Regions from separate parts of the Homo sapiens genome. Here all the other regions are linked to region 5. A link is a contact called in ENCODE Hi-C or POLR2A ChIA-PET data. All regions are on one chromosome and are shown on one strand. The core of a region is the stretch at or near the end of the contact, and the rest is flanking DNA. Distances in the headings are between cores, read along the strand shown. Region 1 holds the start of DSTYK (dual serine/threonine and tyrosine protein kinase). Region 2 holds the start of RBBP5 (RB binding protein 5, histone lysine methyltransferase complex subunit). Region 3 holds the start of ZBED6 (zinc finger BED-type containing 6). Region 4 overlaps NUAK2 (NUAK family kinase 2). Region 5 holds the start of MDM4 (MDM4 regulator of p53).

Region 1 (3,888 bases), core at 808-3,307, 700 kb after region 5:
AAACTACTAGTTTTTCTGATACTGTCATGATCTTAGTATCTTATTTTTATCACCATTTCTGGATTCCCAGTCGGATGTAGGATATTAAGCGCAAAACTTTGGGAATATAAGACCTAACACGCAAAGTCAGAACAATTCATCCAGTTCTAAGCCTTGTGTTCAAATTTGCTATGAGCATCTAAATTCATGGTTCTGAAAGTATTTTAACGGACCACCTGCATCACCTTCCCCAGTGTCTTTTATTATTACTATTATTATTATTATTATTATTATTGAGACAGAGTCTTGCTCCGTCGCACAGGGTGGAGTGCAGTGGCACAATCTCTGCTCACTGCAACCTCCGCCGCCTGGTTTCAAGCGATTCTCCTGCCTCAGCCTCCCCAGTGGCTGAGATTACAGGCCTCAACCACCACACCTGGCTAGTTTCTTATATTTTTGGTAGAGACGGGGTTTCACCATGTTGGCCAGGCTGGTCCCGAATTCCTGACCTCAAGTGATCCGCCCCGCCTCTGCCTCCCAAAGTGCTGGGATTACAGACGTGAGCCACCGCGCCCGGCCTCTTCAGGGTCTTTTCATGTTAAATTAGATTCTTAGGACCCACTTCACACACCTATTCAATAGGAATTTATGAGCTAGAGCACGAGACATGGCATTTTTAATACGCCCCTGGGGTGAGTTTAATACACACTTTAGTTTGAGAATCACTAAATTAAACCCACAGACTTCTTTGCTGTTTTGTCCCCAAGATATCTATCTACGTGGAATGTCAGTCCCTTCTCCCTTCCAATCTAAAGTTATTTCCTAATTAGACGCAGTAGTTAACAAATCCTCCAGTTCCCCACCAACAGCAGTTTAAAAGGAAGCAAGACGTTAGGAAAGATTAAAGACTGCACGATTTTAAGTGTTTGGGGGCCTCTGGCACATCCTAGAAAGAATCATGCAAGAAAGAACAAGAGTAGCTAGTTCTCCATTGGCTCAGGACCAAAATGATCCCTTCCCTCTCTTCTTCACCTTAAGCATGAGCAACATCTCTGGCAATTCCGTGGCACCCATCAGATATGATTTCCTCTGGCGACCCCCAACCCTATTTAGAGAATGTCCCCTCTTCACAGAGCTGCCTCATGATTGGTGTGAACACATTTCACATACATCATCAAACCCACACACCCGACTACAGTCCCATGGCCTCCTCGGACTCCCGGGACTCGCTGCCGCCTCTGCTCCATCTCTAAACTGGGGCTCTGACCCACAACGGCGCACGCGCCCGCCCCCAACTCAGAGCAACTTTCCCCACTCCTCGGATTAACTGCTACCCTCTCCGAACGCCGGCCCGCCCCAGGTCCGTCAGCGCACACCCCGGTCCCCGGGGTCCCGCTCCGGGAACTCCGGCCCTCGGTTGCCCCTGGCTCCCGGTCCCCCAGCGGGCCCCTTCCTCCCCTCCTCAGAAGGATGCCCTCCCAAGGTATCCCAGATCCGGCCGGCCCATGCCCGGGGACCCGGCCACACGACACGACTGCCCCTTTCCGCCTGCCCGAGAAGACTCGGGCTTGTTTTGCAGGGCAGGGGTGCGGTCCGTCCTCCGATTTGCCTCTCCTGCCCTCTCTCCCTCCGGGCTGCCCTCCTTACCCGCCTGCAGCCCGGTTTCGGCGACATCGCCTGCAGGGCCGCGCTCGGCCCCGCCGCCGCCCGTGAGGGAGGAGAGACAAGTGTGGTTGTGGGAGCACTTGATGTCGCGGAAGAACTTCTGGGTCTCGCGCAGGTTCTGTCGCAGCCGTCCCAGGTAGCGGCGGTAGCGGCCGAAGCCCCGGCACAGCTCGCGGATCATTCCGCCGCCGCCGGGGCCGGGACCCGAGACGGGCTCGCTGCCCCATGGCACCCCGTCGCCCTCCATCGCCTCTGCCCGCTCTGTCTTTGCGGCTCGGTCCCCGGCCGCAGGCCCGGCCTCCCTCCTCCCCGCCCCCCAGTGCCGAAGGGAGGAGGAATCCGCCTCCTGACGCCCCCGCCTGCAGTCAGCCTGGCTCCCAACCTCCGTCACTGCCGTTGCAAACAAACCAAACCGCAGTGCGCCGCTATCGGAACCTTTCTCTCCACTATCCAGAAGCGTGAGGGAAGGATCGCTGGAGGACACCCTCGCCGCGGGGTCTCCTGGGACTTGCAGTCCGGGCTGGGACCAAACGCCAAAACCTCAAGGCTGGAGAAGGGGAGGCTGTGGATGGGACTGATCCCTTTTGGAGAAAACCCTCACTCGTTCTTGTGTTTTCGCGCTCTCTTCATTTTAAAAAGTGTTCCTAATCCCTCTATGAGCGTCCCTGAGGAGAGGGAGGAGCTGCAGGACCTGAGTGCCAGCAGAAGTGGGGGGGCCTTACCGAAATCGTAGCGAAAGATGTTAATAGTAGAGAAAAGGAAGGAAACAAGACTGAAGACAGTCATCTCCATGGCTACCCTAAGTGGCTCTCTAGTGTTTCGGATACAGTAGATACTGGGGAATCGGCTAAAAGTACCCTGGAAATCGGCTGAAAGTACCCTGGAAATAGGGAAATCTCTTATATTTGCATTGCGTTCCCCTTTTCCAACTTTCCTTCTCCAGACTTGGAAAGGAAGGGTGTGAAAGGATCAACAAGAGCTGTAAGCTGAACTTCAGTGGGTTCCTGAAGTAGGGAGACCGGACTGGGTAAGGGGAAGTTGAGGTTTGTAGCCTTCCAAACTATTTCTGATTATCTTAACTTGGTTTCTGCTAATATGGAGGACTTTCATTGACACACACAGTCACAGACTCCTGGACACAATTACAAAGGGGGCAAAACTTGACGTCACCTCTTTTGTGCTTCCTGAATTATCTCTCCCCTCTTCACCAGGCACAGAGCCCATCTGTATCTTTCTTGCTATAGAAAGACACCGTCTTTTACCTAGGCCAGACTTCTTCTCTGATAGGCTACATGATGTAGTTCCTTGACTGAAATTAAGAGGAGATTTGAGTTTGGATCTGGACTCTTCCTATACCTTGCATTGTGATCTCGGGCAAGACCCCGTTTCATCTTCTATAAAGTAAGGGTTTAGAATGGCAGATCTTTAAGCCCTTTTGGTTTTAAATTTTTGTGAGTCCTGCTTCAGAAATTTTACTTCTCCTGACCTCTCATCGCAGAACACCCAGGTGTTCTTAGCCAAATGATGTCGTGATATTTGGATTAATTGTTGTAAGATGTGAAGGCCTTACCTTTCCAGGGGCATTAGCATTTTATAAAAAGGGGTCACTAATTCAAATGAATCTGTATTTGATAAATGTCTGTGAGGGCTGACTGCAAGGAGGGAGCCTCATGCTCCTTCCCATTTACCCACTCCCCCTTCTGCCTTTTACTTGGTCACGTATTTTCCATCAGCCATTCTTCTTTTGCAAGATTATATTCCCCATGCAATCCCCAAAGGTTCAGTAAAATAGAAATGAAAATTAAAAATGGGAATTTTAATACAAAGTAGATACTATTTTTAAAATAGAAGAGCTGTAAGAAAGCAATGTGTAATGATTTGCCACACACACGAATTTCTAGCACAGGAGATCAGATAAGAGCACTCAAGCTGGAGTTATCCAGAAAAGGAATCTATCTTGAAGAAGGGGCAAAATTTAGATAGGTGGAAGTAATCAGAGAGGGCATTATTTCAGGTAAATATCACAAAGCCCACCCTTTTAAAAACTATTCCTTAGTACTTTGCATTTATTTTCAAAATAAGTAATACACGAATGTGGTATAAAATTCAAATGGTGCAAAGGATATATAAGGAAAAACTAAGTCTTTCTTAGTTTTTCTGTTCACCTCCCAGTCACCTAGTTCCCCTCCCAGGAGGCAACCACTGTTGTAGATATAAATCATGTATAAATAGATCCTATATATG
Region 2 (3,547 bases), core at 472-2,971, 610 kb after region 5:
AAACTCATAGCTCTGATTGAGTTACTAAGTCAAAATCCTTCAATGGATCTACCCTACCTTCCCTAAAAAGCCCAAACTTTTGAGCTAGGCATTCGAGAACCAACACAAAATAGATGGCACCGATCCCATCCCCTGGCATTCTCTTTATCCACAACCTGGCCAAGCAGGAAAATTCTTTAGGTCTTCTCTCACTGATGCCTACTGAACATCCCTCCCATATTTTCATACTTCAGCCTGTTGATATTTTACCAACCTTAAAAATCCACTTAAGGCCGGACACTTTGGGAGGCTGAGGTGAGTGGATTGCTTGGGGCCAGGAGTTTGAGACCAGCCTGGCCAACACAGTGAAACCCCATCTCTGCTAAACATACAAAAATTAGCCAGGCATGGCAGTGCGCACCTGTAGTACCAGCTACTCAGGAGGCTGAGGCACGAGAATCACTCGAACCCAGGAGACAGAGGTTGCAGTGAGCCAAGACTGTGCCACTGCACTCCAGCCTAGGCGACGGCGCGAGGCTGTCTTAAAAAAAAAAAAAAAAGTCCACTTAAAACTCCAACTCCTCCACAGGTTTGGGGGGTTTGTTTTTCCTGGTTGACTTCTTCCTTTACCCCAAAGACATTCACTCTCTGTTCCAAACATTCTTAGCAACTGGTAATGACTCTTTCAGGCCTGCCTACATTCTGCAATATCCTACAGCTATTTTACATAATCACCTTAAACTCCCTGCTTAATGAAAAGCTCTTTAAGGGCAAAGACCATTTTTTATGTATCTTTGTAGCCCTTTTGACAATTAACATATCTTCTGACTTTTTTAAAAGAGAAACCTAACCATTAGGAACAGCAAGTAGTGCAGAAGTCCTTGAAAACCTCAGCTACCCCTAGAATACCATGCTAAATGTCACCTAATGGAAGTCCAGGAGAAAGGACCTACAGTTTTTAAATAATCTGGATAGGAGGTAAGGAGGCAATGACTCAAAGTGAGGGCGACAAAAGACAACTCCCTCCGTATTTCACACCTCAGTGTTTTACACACCGTCCCTAGCAAAGGACCTTAAACAGAAAGTTAGGATAATTGGATTCCAGTGCCAACTATGCCATTTACTTGCTTAGTGCCTAGCCATTACCCTCTGAGCCTTTATTCATCTGTTCAATGAGAAGCTTCTACCAGAAGATCTCCAAGTCCCCTCCTTAGACTTCTCTTTTCTACAAAAAGATTAACCTGTTCAGGCACCCAATTCCCTGACAAGTCTTCAAAGCTTCATCCCAAGCCTCACTTCTTCAAATTCCATCTCCAACAACTCTGGTCCTGGCTGCTCTGGGTACTTCAACACCTGCGATCCTCATAATCAAAGCTAAGTCACAAACTGTCTGTCCCCATCGCTCCATAATTGATATGAAAGTGGCCTCGGGAGGGGCAATGCAACCTACTCGGGCAGAAGGTGGGCTTCCTCCTCCCGCTGCTGCTCCACATCAGGTGTGCCCAGTGATCCATAGCCGAACAGTGTCCCTAAGATTGCAGCCTGACTCCCCTCCCGCCTGGGTTCCCTCCTTTCCAGTACCCAACGCTTCTCTAAAACGCAGCCACAGCCCTTCTCACCCAGCAACTCGAGGTTCATCCCTGCGGACTGTGGCCGCCCGGTCTCAGCTCCGGCAACAACACCTTCTCCCCGGCCGGCTTCAGCAACTTGCGTCTAAGTGGTGGACGCCGCGAAGAGACTGGCGCAAGCTCCGAAGACTTTCGGCCTTAGAAGGCCCCGCGGCTTCCGCTTTCTTCCCCCGCCTTCCTTGTTCGTTTCAGGTGGGCTGCCCAAATATATGCCTGACCAAAATCAAGCATACACTCTCTCGGAAACAATTAATTATGATCTTTGCTGAGGTACAACAATGTTATCGTCACTAGGGACTTTAAATAGCGCGACAATTTAAGATTATTTGCTCCGGGAACATGTAGGTGAGGTAGAAATTCCAGGCATACAGTTAACCTACTAGTTCTTGCCCTGTTGTGTGTTCAGCGGCGTTGTCCGGGCGGGCTACCTCAGACTCCGCAGGAAAGGTTCCGGACAAGTCCTGCTAATGCAAGAAACCAGGGAAGGTCGTCCCCTAGTGCTCGGGTGTGTAGCGCCGCTGACCTCACCAAGGCGCGTACTTACCCTGTATGTAGGTGGCGTTGCAGGGTGTTTCGGTCTCGTGAAAATTATTTCTCATTTGTAAAGATATGCTATTGATCCTACAGAAAGGTACGACAACATATGTTAGGCCTGTCTGTGTTAAGATAATAAAAACCTTATTATCTAAGGTTTTACCCTTTACCAAACAGTGTTGACAGGGACGCTGTGAAAAAGACTGTGAAAAAGAATTGGAATGAGGGGTGGACTGAGTTTCCCGGAGCTCAGTCATACAGAACTCCAATGAAATACCCAAAGCAATTAGAGAAGTCCAGTTACTGGTATCTAGCGAAAGAGCAAATTTTATATGAACAAATTCCTACTATAAATGCTGTGGCTCATCAGAAAAAGGAAACAACGTCAAAGGCTCGCTGCAGAAAATAGTACTCGGGCTAGGTCTCCGACAATGGAAAAATACACATACACAAGTTTATTAATCGCAGTATTGTCTGCAATTGCAAACTTTTGGAAACAATAATGAAACTTTTGAACTAGGGAGCCCAGCATTTTCATGTTGCCCAGGGCCCTGCAAATTATGTAGCTAGTCCAGTCTGCCTCTACTTGACAAATTTGCAGAAAAAGCAGCCTCATTCACACAGTGCACCCTGTCCCTGGGCCCCAGTTGATTGCTCTTTCAGTAAGCCCCTGACCTAAGCTCAACCCAATTAAATTCCTTTCCCAAGAATTTGGAATGGGAATTAAGTGGCCCCCACAGTCTGACACATCGATTGAAGAGAGTAAATGTGAATTAAGGAGCTATTTAAAGCGCCTAATAATAGATGGACACCATGGTAGTTGGCTGCAGGTTGCAGAATGAAGCAGAAGTCCAGAAACTAGTCAAAGATAATACTTGGTGTATCCAATTAGTTCCCAAGAACATATTACATTAATGTCTTCTATTTCCATTATCCTTGGACCTTTATAAAGTATGTCTTTTGCAGCCGGGTGCGGTGGCTCACGCCTGTAATCCCAGCACTTTGGGAGGCCGAGGCGGGCTGATCACCTGAGGTCGGGAGTTCGAGACCAGCCTGATCAATATGGAGAAACACTGTCTCTACTAAAAATACAAAATTAGTTGGGCGTGGTGGCTCATGCCTGTTATCCCAGCTACTCGGGAGGCTGAGGCAGGAGAATCGCTTGAACCCGGGAGGCAGAGGTTTCAGTGAGCCAAGATCGCACCATTGCACTCCAGCCTGGACAACAGAGTGAGACTCTGTCTCAAAAAAAAAAAAATCCACAGTTTTTCTACTCTCCAAAGACAAAGGAAAACTTTGCATAAAGGCAAAAGCAACAAGGAAAAATATCGTGTGAAAACCACAGCCTAGTTTCCTCTAAATTCTCTGACTCTACTCTCAAATCCAAAGTAATCATATATATATGT
Region 3 (3,971 bases), core at 1,037-3,536, 720 kb before region 5:
CGGAAGGCGGAGGTTGCATTGAGCCGAGATTGTGCCATTGCACTCCAGCTTGGGAAACAAGAGTGAAACTCTGTCTCAAAAAAAAAAAAAAAAAAAAGAATATGGTAGGCCTCTAAGTGCTGATGACCATTAAAAGATATTCAAGATATATTGTAAAGTGAAAAAAGCAAATTGCAAAACGGTATGTATAGTTTTAGCCTGTTCATATTTTCATTCATTCTAAGATGTACATCCTTTCCTAGCCTGTCACCTAGGCTGGAGTGCAATGGCGTGATCTTGGCTCACTGCAACCTCCACCTCCCAGGATCAAGCAATTCTCTTGCCTCAGCCTCCAAGTAGCTGGGATTACAGATGCGTGCCACTGTGCTGGGCTAATTTTTGTATTTTTAGTAGAGGCAGGATTTCACCATGTTGGCCAGGCTAGTCTCGAACTCCTGACCTTGTGGTTCGCCCGCCACAACCTCCCAAAGTGCTGGGATTAGAGGTGTGAGCCACCCTGCCCGGCCGGCCTGTCAGTTTAATTGGCAGTTGTTGGTTTTTTTCTTCCACTTAGAGGCTTGTAAAATAAAAGTGTATCTTACAATCAATGATACTTTAGGTTTACTGAAATATAACTATAAACTCTATATAGCACACTAGTCAGGCCAGGACTGCATCTTGGAGAGTCCTAGGTTGGAAAACCCTTAAGCTATGTGGAGAGCCCTCTGGTAAATTTTAAAAACCCTAGGTGTCGTGGCACAGACAGAAATTGGTTACCAGTAAGAGTCACACAGACCAAAAAAATGAAGACCAAAACAAAAGAAAAAGAAAAAGAAAGAAAAAAAGAAATTGGCTACCAGGAACTTGCTTATTAGGTCTGTTGACATGGCAATGCCAGAGCACTGTCACGTAAGGCAGAGATTGGAGCTAAGATTCTAAAGTTGTGGTTCTTACTTTGAAAGGAGATAAAAGCCCAGATATGAGGAGGCTCAGGACCCCTCTGCTCTGATAAATTCCTAGTCTTGGGCTGCCTGGGACTCGCACATCACCAACCCGGCAGCTGGAAGAACAAGCACACGAGGAAATAAAAGGTGCCTGAAGTCCCATCTGCTTTATCATCAAGTGTTTCCTTTCTTAGTAGCACAACTATATCCTTTACCCAAGTTAGGTAAAATGTTGCCACCTAATTAGAGTTCTGCTGAGCCACTACCCCAGGGGGACCTTGGGCTCCTATTATATGTGTAATATATTTAAGTATATTTTCAGTGTAAAAGCCAGAAAGGATATATGGTAAGTTAATGAGAGCTATTTCTCAAGAATGAGATTAATAGAGATTTTAACTTTCTACTCTCTATATTTCTGTATTGTTTCTAAAAAAACTTACGTGTATTAAGTTTTTTACTTTTTTTTTTTTTTTTTTTTTTTGAGATGGAGTCTTACTCTGTCGCCAGGTTGGAGTGCAGTGGTGCGATGTCAGCTCAATGCAACCTCTGCCTCCCAGATTCAAGCGATTCTCCTGCCTCAGCCTCTCGAGTAGTTGGGACTACAGGCGCGTGCCACCACGCCTAGCTAATTTTTGTATTTTTGGTAAAGATGAGGTTTCACCATGTTGACCAGGATGGTCTCGATCTCTTGACCTTGTGATCCGCCTGCCGAGGCCTCCCAAAGTGCTGGAATTACAGTCGTGAGCCACCGCACCGGCCACGTGTATTACTTTTATAACCGGGGGAAAAAGTAAAAACATTCAAAAGGGAAAATAAGGGACAATGTTAATAATGAAGCAGGGATGAGACTGCTGATTGCGACCTCCAACTAACTCTCCTGAATTTTGTCACGAGCATGAATTACTTTTCCAATACACAAATTTGCTTTAAGAAATCAAAGAAACACCCCCCCAAAGCCCAATCTCACTTCTTCAAGTAAAAAATAAACTAACAAATCATTCTACATTGCATGCTTAGGAAAAGTACAGTTTATTTCTAAATTAAATGTATACATGGTTTGGGAGATTTACTCATTAAGCAAACACTTTGGTAAGAATAAATTGAGCGCTTACTGAATGGCAGTCTCAGTTCCTGCGGCCCTCCCGCTTATTACCTCATTTGATTTAAAAACAAAAACAAAACGTTATGAAAGCCGGCTTCGAGGCATTCCTCTGAAGGGAAGGGACTCCCCGACCCAGCGCCTCCCCCGTCACGTGACCCTGTGACCCGGAGCAGCCATCTTAGGCATCGCCTCATAGAGGAACTACATCTTCCAGAATCCTCGCGCCCTGCGTCGTGCTGGCACTTTTACCGGCCGGGCCTTAGAGCGGAGCCTGTAGCCAGGCGCCATCTTTGACGCTGGCAGTCTTGGTTTTCTGCTAGTGCTGCTGCTGCTGGGAGGACGACGGACGGCAGCGGCCAAGCAAGAAGAAAGACGTGGCAGCAAGCGGGAGTCGGGGATAGTGTCATCGGTTCGGTAAAGTTTCTGTTCTCTGGTAACTAGACCCGTTTTTTTGATTCCCGGGTGGCTTGGGGCCGGGGAGGTGGGGGAGAGGGCGAGGGGAGTGGCAGCGGCCTCCCCTCGCCCCTGGGTCGCGGCCTATCCCGGGAAGTCAGAGCGGATCCTTCAGCTTCGCCGTAACGACCCCTCCCCCCCACCTCCCGGTCGCGGCCCTCGCCGGGGCTGGCTGGGAGCCCCAGGCTCCCGCTCACTTTTCCCATCCTCCCCACCCCCACCCCGTTCACCCCACCCCCACGGCGCCTGCTCCTTTCCCAGCCAACCTTCCTCCCCTCCCCCACATCCGGTGTTCGCTAATCTCGAGGAGCCCGGAGCAGCCCCGAAAACCGACTGTTCCCCCGAATCCCGAAGAGAGAACTGACACTAGATTGCTTTCTTCGGGGCAACAGTTTCTCTAGTTGAGCGGACCCTCACTGCCTAAATCAATCAGACTGAGTGCCGGGCGCTGAATTTACCTACTCTCATTCCTCTCCAGGGTCCCGGTACTTTGGAGCTTGTCTCAAACTCCACATACAGAAAGCCACCGACCTTATTCCGGTATCCTACACCCATTCCCCACTCTCATTACACTCCCACCCCTGGCCCTCAGCGTCGGAGTCAAGAGCAACAGGGACACTTCCGTTCTCCTTGTAGGACTGGTGAAACCGTAATGAAGAACACCCCTAAACTCCCATAATCGGTGCGGATTCCTATGGGGAAGGCCTATATTGTTGACATCTTCCAGGCCTTGGTTCTGGACCTTGAGAAAGAGGCTGTGGAACTAGAGATAGCGATGCTTTTTAGGGTAAATGTATGTAGGTATTGGGGGAAGGGGAGGGATCAATCGAAAAATGGAAGTGGTTTAAAGTTCATATTTCACTTTTTGCTATCTCTATAGCGTACAACTTGTGAGTTACTTACAGGCTGTAAAAGCTTCTCAAGTCTAAAAATATCTGAAAACTAAACTTGAATTAACTCTTAATACAAACAGTACTTTGAAAATGCAGCATTTAACCTTGTTTTAAAATTTTTTTCTCAAAGCATTTTTTTCCAGCCACTCACATTTTAAAAGGTTGTATTACTTTTAGTTAGAACTGAAAGGGCTCAACTAGCATTTGCTGTGACCAGTATGCGGAGTCTGTGTTGGCTTTCCAGAATTGACTTTTTGGGTTGTATTGGCAAATCACAGTCCTAAATGATGAATGTTGAATGATGCACTATGTTTTTGTTTAAATGAGATTTCCTGAAAATAGTTAATTTCAGAATTAAGGGAAATTGATGTCGCTATCATGAGGCATCATAAAAATATGTATTTTACAAGGTGAAGGCATTTCAAGTAGATATAGTTCTTGATGAAGCAGGAAGAACATGGATCTGGGATTTGGAAGACCTGGCTTCTAGCTGCTACTAACCAACTCTGTGACTCTGGGAAAGGGGGACTCAGTTCTTACTTCTGTAACATGAGGACACTGGACTATTTGAATTCAGAACTTAGAAAATTGGAAGGGACC
Region 4 (3,846 bases), core at 1,277-3,776, 790 kb after region 5:
AGGGCACTTGGGAAATTGGCATATTCCTTGTGCCTGCAAAAGAACCTGGCATATAATGGATGCTCATATAATAAATATTTATAAATAAACCTGGCATATAAATTTATAGTTCCTTCACTTACATTCTTTTATCCAATTCTCCAAACACCATGCCATTCAAGTGAGTCTGTGGGATGCCAAACCTGGGTTTGAGGTCTGATTTCTCCATTTGCTATCAAGTTCCTTTTTTTTGAGACAGAGTCTTGTTCTGTTGCCCAGGCTGGAGTGCAGTGGCACAATCTCAGCTCACTGCAACTATCGCCTCCCAGGTTCAAGGGATTTTCCTGCCTCAGCCTCCCGAGTAGCTGGGCCTAGAGGAGTGCGCCACCATGACCGGCTAATTTTTTGTATTTTTAGTAAAGTCAGGATTTCACCATGTTGGCCAGGCTGGTCTCGAGCTCCTGACAAGTGATGCTTCTGCCTCGACCTCCCAAAGTGCTGGGATTACAGATGTGAGCCACTGCGCCTGGCCTACTTAATGTTTTTGAGTCTCCATTTCTTTTATAAAATGAGAATGATAGAAATAGTACTGAACTAACAAGACTATCGTGAGCATTACATGAGGTAACACACCTAAAGGGCTTGACCCATAAGCACTTAGTGAATGGTAGCCCCTATTATTATCTCCGAAGATGCAATTCTTTCCATCATCCAAACTCCCTTTTTCTTCTTTTTTTTTTTTTTTGAGACCAGGCTGGAGTGCAGTGGTGCGATCTCTGCTCACTGCAAGCTCCGCCTCCTGGGTTCACGCCATTCTCCTGCCTCAGCCTCCTGAGTAGCTGGGACTACAGGCGCCCGCCCCCGCGCCCGGCTAATTTTTTATATTTTTAGTAAAGACGGGGTTTCACCGTGTTAGCCGTGATGGTCTCGATCTCCTGACCTTGTGATCCGCCCACCTCTGCCTCCCAAAGTTCTGGGATTACAGGCATGAGCCACCGCGCCGTCCCCAAACTCCCTTTCAACATGATCTGAACCAATAACAATTTCTCACTGAATTGCATGCTACCTTACCCACAGCCTGTAACCTCCTTGAGGCTAAGATCTCTGTTTTTTTTTTTTTTTTTTTTGCACCAGGGATACAGCAATTACCTCTGTCTTCTACTAAGCTTAGCACACAAAAGGGCTTGATTCATGAGAGGAATGAATAAAGGAGCACTGCTACCCCCACAGCTGAACTCTAAGCTTCTGGAGATAAACCCACCCCCTGGATTTTTTCCATGTTTACCCAGAGTCTAGCCCAGAGTTCCAGCACTGAGTAGGACCTCAGAGACTTAAGACCTAAGTACTCCAGTGTCGCCTAAGCAATGTCTTGTTTGCTCTCCCATCTTGACCTCATAGTTGCCTTGCCCTCCCCATCTCCTTTGCAGACTAGTGACTTTGCCAGCTCAGCTCTCCAGGTGTGGGAGGGGAGGTCCAACGCGCTCCACTGGGCAGGCACCGACAGCCGGCAGGACAGGTGTGTTGTGGGGCCAGAGCCAGAGCTGGGGACGTTTGGAGGCCTCCTGTGACTACCAGAGTGGGTCGGGGTGGGGGAGGGAGGCTGCCTGAAGCCAGAGCCAGCCGGCTGCTGGCCGGCACTTTGTCCTCATCCTCCCTTTCATCCCCAGCCCTCGGAGCCTGGGAGTTTCTCAATGGAGCAGGCGTGTGGGGAATGCTCTGCAGGGGGCTGAGGGAGTTGGCGTACGGTGGGGGTGGACATTCCAGGCATTCTTTGCTTTCTCTGGGAGTCAGGCAGTGAGGACGGAGGGGGGAAAAGCTGCCCAGCACCAGAGTAAAGGGGATTTCTTAGGAGGGAGAGAATAAAGGCTGTGGGGGTGTCTTTACGCAGCAGGAGCAGGGCTCAAGCAGACAGGAGCAGGGGTGGGAGGAGAAGGAGGCAGGTGGTGGGGGCAGGGTGGGATAATCTGCCAAATCCACTTCTACTTTAGTGCCAAAGGCCGGAAGAGCAACTGGGACCCTGGGCCCAGGGCCTTCCCACCTGTGTGCTTAATAGGGTCAGGCCAGAGCTACTGAGCTCACGTTTGTTTTGATTCGGCAGTTTTTCTATTTCCCATCCCTGGCAGCCTAGGGGAACGAGTATTAGGAGAAGGCTCAAAAACCTGCTCAGCACCATCCCTCCCCACCTCAGTCACCAAAGAGAACAGCAGGGCCTGCTTCCAATCACCTTTCTGGTTTTAATGGTACTTTTTGGCCACGGAGGTCCATTAGGTAGAGACCATTAGGTAAAGAGACTCAAGAGTGTGGAGTGGAGTGTGGGGGGTTGTGGGAGGAGGTGGAAATAGTTGCAAAAATATCTCTCTGTACACAAAACTTAGATGTCATAGTGGATTTTCCCAGAACATAGCATTCACATTATTGAAAACAGCAAGATTCACTTTTCCTAAAACACAAAGCCAAGAACATAAAAATAAATATGGACATTCTAGAGTCCTGAAGGCCTAGAGAACACATCCATAGTCTGGACTTTAGAGCAGCTTAGAGGCAGAAGTTCTGAGTCACTGAGGTCCAAGGTGGAGTCCAGAGGAGGCTGGGCCCCTTGAGATGAAGTCCACACAGCAGGCGGAGGCTTTTCAAGTCTTTCAGATTCACAGCAGCAACTTCAGGAGGCTCAGGCCAGGTTTGGAGGATGGAAAAGGGAAGAGAACCATTGAAGAAACAGAGATTGTGTTCTCTTACTCCTAGGCTAAATAAGGAAGGGTTAGGTGGGGCGCGGTGGCTCACGCCTGTAATCCCAGCACTTTGGGAGGCCGAGGTGGGTGGATCACCTGAGGTCGGGAGTTTGAGACCAGCCTGACCAACATGGAGAAACCCTGTCTCTACTAAAAATACAAAATTAGCCGGGCATGGTGGCGGGCGCCTGTAATCCCAGCTACTAGGGAGGCTGAGGCAGGAGAATCGCTTGAACCCGGGAGGCGGAGGTTGAGGTGAGCTGAGATCGCGCCATTGCACTCTAGCCTGGGCACCAAGAGCGAAACTCCGTCTCAAAAAAATAAATAAATAAATAAAAATAAAAATAAAAATAACGAAGCGTTACTCCAGACCATTCCCAGGATGCCTCATGCACATTAGGGGTGCCACCATCCAGTTCTGGTGGTTGGTAGGAACGGGAATGTGTGTGTAAAGAGGTCTGGCCCCACTTGGGCAGGGAATGAGTAGGGAAGGAGCTGTCCTTAGAAGGCACCATGTGTACAGAGTATTCATGGGATGCAGGAGATGGGCCCTGGGAGAGTTCTCTTTCCAGGTCTCTGTGGCCCCCCCATGTACACAAGAAACAGGCAATGTGGACTCTGTCGCGGGCATTCCCGTTCCCCTCTCTTTAGTATCCTCTTCGTTCAGCAGGGCTGAAGACAGACACTGAACCCTTGGCGCATTTCATTTGCCTACTTCCCATATCCAGCCCTGCTCAGGGCTCCACTGCAAACCCTCTCAGCCTTCTGAGCTGGGATGCAGGTCCTGGGAGGTGGGGGAGAAGGCATCTCCCCTCGGGGTGCAACCAGCTGCATCTGAGAGCCTGACCGGGCTGGGGCAATGCCTACTCCACTCAGGTGAGCTTTGAGCAGACCCTCAGTGCCTGTCGGTAGGTCGCTGTCACCTCCTGGCAGTCTGTCAGGGAAAAGCAGCTGTCCCCCAAAGGATCCTGCCGCCAGCGCCTCAGGCAGCTTCCAGGGCCCTCTGAGGGGGGCTCCTCAAGCCCCGTGAGGTTGTCCACAGACACACAGCCCCGCAGTGGGGGCTCTGGGAGCCGTTCAGGCAAGTCCAGCTGGTCAAAGGACTCAGAGGACAGGATGCTGTCCTCGCTCACAGCCC
Region 5 (3,649 bases), core at 759-3,258:
CTCGCTTTCTTGCCCAGGCTGGTCTTGAACTCCTGGGCTTAAACGATCCTCCCACCTTGGCCTCCCAAAGGGTTGGGATTACAGGTGTGAGCCACTGCACCTGGCCTCAACAAATACCTGTTGATCTCACACAAACTGAATTGCATGAACAGATCATATTCCAAGGCTCCAGGAGACATTAGGAAAGGATCCAAACTAACCAGATGCTATTTAAAAGTTACAAAAAAAAAATTCCTGTTGAAAGTTTTAAAAAATACTAATTGCACAAAAGGACAGGGGAAATAGTTGACAGTGGTTCACCTAAAAAAGCACCCTTGACCTTTTTTTTTTTTTTTTTGTGAGTGAGGTGGTTGCAGATTTCTATGAAAAAGAAGTTAATTCTTCAGCTCCTTAATGGAACCCTGGATCTCCCAGCTATGCAGGAGGTTATGCTAGAAGTAGAACAAAGCGGAATGTACAAATTTAAGGAAGGTTACTGCCCTGTGTTCTTTTGCATGGGTCTGTATCTAGCATTGGGAGCCAGGTTTTGTTGTTGCTTATTGGGAGAGATAAGAATGGTATATACACAAATAACTAAAAAAAAAATACGTGGTAAATGCTAAAAGACAGGTGCAAAGAACACTGAGATGGAGCTTTCTTGGGTTACACAGCCAGTTTTAATGTTTCCTAATATAGAAGAGCTTTCAACAAACCTCTCAGGCAGGCTGTCTTCAAATGACATTACTTCCCCCAAATACCTAATTTCATTTATTTCAGAACAACTCTAAATGTTAGAGGATTTTCTGAGCTTAAAAATACTGCCTTGTAATTTCTATTGGTTTTAGTTCTGCACTTTGGAGAAGAGAATAAGGCTCCGTTATTTCCAATATTATACTATTCAGTTATTTGAAGACAGCTTCCAATTTCTATGCTCAACCCTTTCCCTCTTTTTTTTTTTTTTTTTTTTTGAGATGCAGTTTCGCTCTTGTCGCCCAGGCTGGAGTGCAATGGCGCTATCTCGGCTCACTGCAACCTCCGCCACCCGGGTTCAAACGATTCTCCTGCCTCGGCCTCCTAAGTAGCTGGGATTACAGGTGACCGCCACCATGCCCCGCTAATTTTTTGTATTTTTAGTAGAAACGGGGGTTTCGCCATGTTGGGCAGGATGGTCTCGAACTGCTGACCTCAGGTGATCCGCCCGCCTCGGCCTCCCAAAGTGCGCTGGGATTACAGGGGAGAGCCACTGCGCCCGGCCTCCCTCGTTTATATGCAGGTTAAAAACTCCCTTGAGCCTTCAACTATTTCTTTTTCTTTTTTTTTTTTTTTTTTGAGGAGTTTCGCTCTTGTTGCCCAGGCTGGAATGGCGCTATCTCGGCTCACTGCAACCTCCGCCTCCCAAGTTCAAACGATTCTCCTGAGTAGCTGGGATTACAGGCATGCGCCACCACACCCGACTAATTTTGTATTTTTAGTAGAAACAGGGTTTCACCATATTGGTCAGACTGGTCTCGAACTCCTGACCTCAGGTGATCCGCCTGCCTTAGGCCTCCCAAAGTGCTGGGATTACAGGCGTGAGCCACAGCGGCTGGTGCTTTCAACTATTTATTTGACATGGCTTCAAGCTTCCTTGCCACCCTAGTGCCGCCATCGCTCCGTTTCCCTTCCCTACCACCCTTGGGGAGTAAGGGTGAGGACTGGGGAATGGCAGAGGAAGCGTAGTTTTTCCGAAGAGCTGAAGGCAGCCTGTGATTATGACCTTAGCTCTTCCTCTTCTCTGTTTTCTGATCTCCTAATACACGTCTGTAAATATCACAAGACCCTGCAAGTCCCTCACTTATTATCTCTTCAAATCTGACGACTTTCAACCGTTCGGGCCCCACGACTCTCTCCCCGGACTAGGATCTACTCTATGGTAGTGAGCTCAGCCTTTCTAGCTCTCTAGTCCTCCCATTGCTCCATCTATGGTTTCCGGAGGCCTCACCGGAAGCCCTCGTGTGAGGCCGTGTGGGAGGCCGGAAGTTGCGGCTTCATTACTCGCCATTTCAAAATGCTGCCGAGGCCCTAGGATCTGTGACTGCCACCCCTCCCCCCACCCGGGCTCGGCGGGGGAGCGACTCATGGAGCTGCCGTAAGGTGTGGCTCTTGGCCTTCGTCGGCGGGGTGCCGGGAGCGGGAGCTGGAGAGTGAGGAGCAGGCGGCCGTACCGCCAGTTGTGCGGGTAGCGGGCGGGAGGAGCTTGAGAGGTGGGTCGGGCGGCGTGGGGAAGGCCGCGCCAGGCGGAAGAAGGGCTCGGGGGGAGGGGAAGAGTTGTGGGATGAGGGCTCGCGGAAGATAAAAGTGGAGGTGGGGTGACGTGAAGTAACTTTGGCCAACAGGTGACAAACCTAAAGTCGACGTAGTTGGATTGAGTTTAACTGGACACAACATTTGAGGACTGTTGAGGCAATTTGGAGAAAGGAGGTGGGAGAGAGGGAACCGGGTAGAATGACATTGACGTGTCTTAAGTTTTTAAGTTAGTTTTTAGGTCTGCGGACAGTCTACCTTAGAGGCACTTGAGTGCTTGTTTGAAAATGCTTGTTTTGGCTTGGCGCGGTGGCTCACGCCTGTAATCCCAGCACTTCAGGAGGCCGAGGTGGGTGGATCTACCTGAGGACAGGAGTTCGAGACCAACCTGGCCAACCTGGTGAAACCCCGTCTCTAGTAAAAATACAAAAATATTAGATGTGTGTGGTGGCGCATGCCTGTAATCCTAGCTACTCGGGAGGCTGAGGCAGGAGAATCACTTGAATCCGTGGGCGGGGGTTGCAGTGAGTCGAGATCGCGCCACTGCACTCCAGCTTGGGCTACAGAGGGAGATTCCGTCTCAAAAAAAAAAAAAGAAAAAATGTTCGTTTTGGGGCCACACTGAAACCTACAGACAGTATCGAGATGGGGCTCAGAGAAATATATTTTAATGAGCACACCTCCCAGTGATTTTTGTATACCTTAAAGCTTGAAAACCACAGGTTTTTTTGGTTGTGTTTTTGTTTTGTTTTTGTTTTTTTTGAGTGGAGTTTCGCTCTTTTTGCCCAGGCTGGCGTGCAGTGGCGCGATCTTGGCTCACTGCAACTTCTGCCTCACGGGTTCAAGTGATTCTTCTGCCTCAGCCTCCCGGGTCGCTGGGATTACAGGTGTGCGCCACCACGCCTGGCTAATTTTGTGTTTTATTAGAGATGAGGTTTCACCAGGTTGGCCAGGCTGTTCTCGAACTCCAGACCTCAGGTGATCCGCCCACCTCGGCCTCCGAAAGTGTTGGGATTACAGGCGTGAGCCACCGTGCCCGGCCGAAAACCACAGTTTAAAAGCAACACCCGGAGAAAATGCTGCAGCTCTGTGCTGTTGGCACGTGGAACTAGTATCTGTCAAAGATACTTGGAACCTCTTGGTGTTAAGTATTACTGTATCTCAGTTTAGATTTAGTCTTCTCTCTCCTCATACATTTTTTTTTTAATAGATGGGATTTCGGCCAGGCCCAGTGGCTCACACCTTTAATCCCAGCACTTTGGGAGGCCAAGGGGGCAGGTTTGCTTGAGTCTCGGAGTTCGACACCAGCCTAGGCAACAAACTGAGCCCCATCTCTGCAAAAAATAAAAAAATCAGTGTCATAGAGCGAGCTTCCAGTCCCAGCTAC

What was found. Hi-C counts contacts between places; a loop is a spot of excess contacts on that map. ChIA-PET counts read pairs that join two places held with the same protein, here RNA polymerase II (POLR2A). Pooled maps may share reads with other maps.
Region 1: a loop to region 5 is called in a map of naive thymus-derived CD4-positive, alpha-beta T cell, with 4 times the contacts of the local background. The contact joins the promoter of DSTYK here to the promoter of MDM4 in region 5. A Hi-C loop is called at or near these places in 1 of 168 maps with a recorded cell type or tissue (naive thymus-derived CD4-positive, alpha-beta T cell) and 10 of 50 pooled maps. POLR2A ChIA-PET finds 5 or more read pairs at or near these places in 3 of 52 experiments (AG04450, BJ and activated T-cell).
Region 2: a loop to region 5 is called in a map of PC-9, with 37 times the contacts of the local background. The contact joins the promoter of RBBP5 here to the promoter of MDM4 in region 5. A Hi-C loop is called at or near these places in 5 of 168 maps with a recorded cell type or tissue (CD8-positive, alpha-beta T cell, PC-9, gastrocnemius medialis and 1 more), 8 of 37 single-sample maps with no recorded cell type and 13 of 50 pooled maps. POLR2A ChIA-PET finds 5 or more read pairs at or near these places in 6 of 52 experiments (MCF 10A, WTC11, activated B cell and 2 more).
Region 3: a map of dorsolateral prefrontal cortex shows a loop between it and region 5 (7-fold over the local background). The contact joins the promoter of ZBED6 here to the promoter of MDM4 in region 5. A Hi-C loop is called at or near these places in 4 of 168 maps with a recorded cell type or tissue (ascending aorta, dorsolateral prefrontal cortex and naive thymus-derived CD4-positive, alpha-beta T cell), 2 of 37 single-sample maps with no recorded cell type and 13 of 50 pooled maps. POLR2A ChIA-PET finds 5 or more read pairs at or near these places in 3 of 52 experiments (OCI-LY7, WTC11 and activated CD4-positive, alpha-beta T cell).
Region 4: POLR2A ChIA-PET joins it to region 5 with 15 read pairs in activated B cell. The contact joins the enhancer-like site here to the promoter of MDM4 in region 5. A Hi-C loop is called at or near these places in 1 of 168 maps with a recorded cell type or tissue (OCI-LY7) and 5 of 50 pooled maps. POLR2A ChIA-PET finds 5 or more read pairs at or near these places in 2 of 52 experiments (activated B cell and naive thymus-derived CD4-positive, alpha-beta T cell).

What each region holds. Positions count from the first base shown.
Region 1 is chr1:205,209,645-205,213,532 of GRCh38, forward strand. DSTYK (dual serine/threonine and tyrosine protein kinase) reads right to left here and starts at 2,058. Exons shown (of 13, transcript NM_015375.3): 1 at 1,627-2,058. The coding sequence starts at 1,891. RefSeq lists silencers at 1,388-1,437, 1,858-1,987.
Region 2 is chr1:205,120,257-205,123,803 of GRCh38, forward strand. RBBP5 (RB binding protein 5, histone lysine methyltransferase complex subunit) reads right to left here and starts at 1,722. Exons shown (of 14, transcript NM_005057.4): 1 at 1,599-1,722. The coding sequence starts at 1,617. RefSeq lists enhancers at 1-340, 1,504-1,683, 1,824-2,043 and a silencer at 2,405-2,699.
Region 3 is chr1:203,793,337-203,797,307 of GRCh38, forward strand. ZBED6 (zinc finger BED-type containing 6) reads left to right here and starts at 2,287. Exons shown (of 17, transcript NM_001395895.1): 1 at 2,287-3,971. It overlaps ZC3H11A (zinc finger CCCH-type containing 11A), which reads left to right and starts at 2,287. Exons shown (of 18, transcript NM_001376342.1): 1 at 2,287-2,458. RefSeq lists an enhancer at 1,988-2,407.
Region 4 is chr1:205,299,870-205,303,715 of GRCh38, forward strand. NUAK2 (NUAK family kinase 2) reads right to left here. Exons shown (of 7, transcript NM_030952.3): 7 at 2,194-3,846. The coding sequence ends at 3,581. Among named protein-coding and RNA genes, the nearest start is that of NUAK2, 20 kb to the right of the region's middle. RefSeq lists enhancers at 744-1,595, 1,512-1,806, 1,596-2,448, 2,449-3,300. Within about 2 kb of position 2,527, at least 16 of the 41 ENCODE cell types and tissues checked have a DNase peak (open chromatin) inside an H3K27ac peak, as active enhancers do; they include OCI-LY7, where a contact is called at or near this core.
Region 5 is chr1:204,514,398-204,518,046 of GRCh38, forward strand. It overlaps MDM4 (MDM4 regulator of p53), which reads left to right and starts at 2,009. Exons shown (of 11, transcript NM_002393.5): 1 at 2,009-2,112. RefSeq lists enhancers at 491-1,402, 1,263-2,462, 1,403-2,313, 1,752-1,881, 1,892-1,971 and 1 more.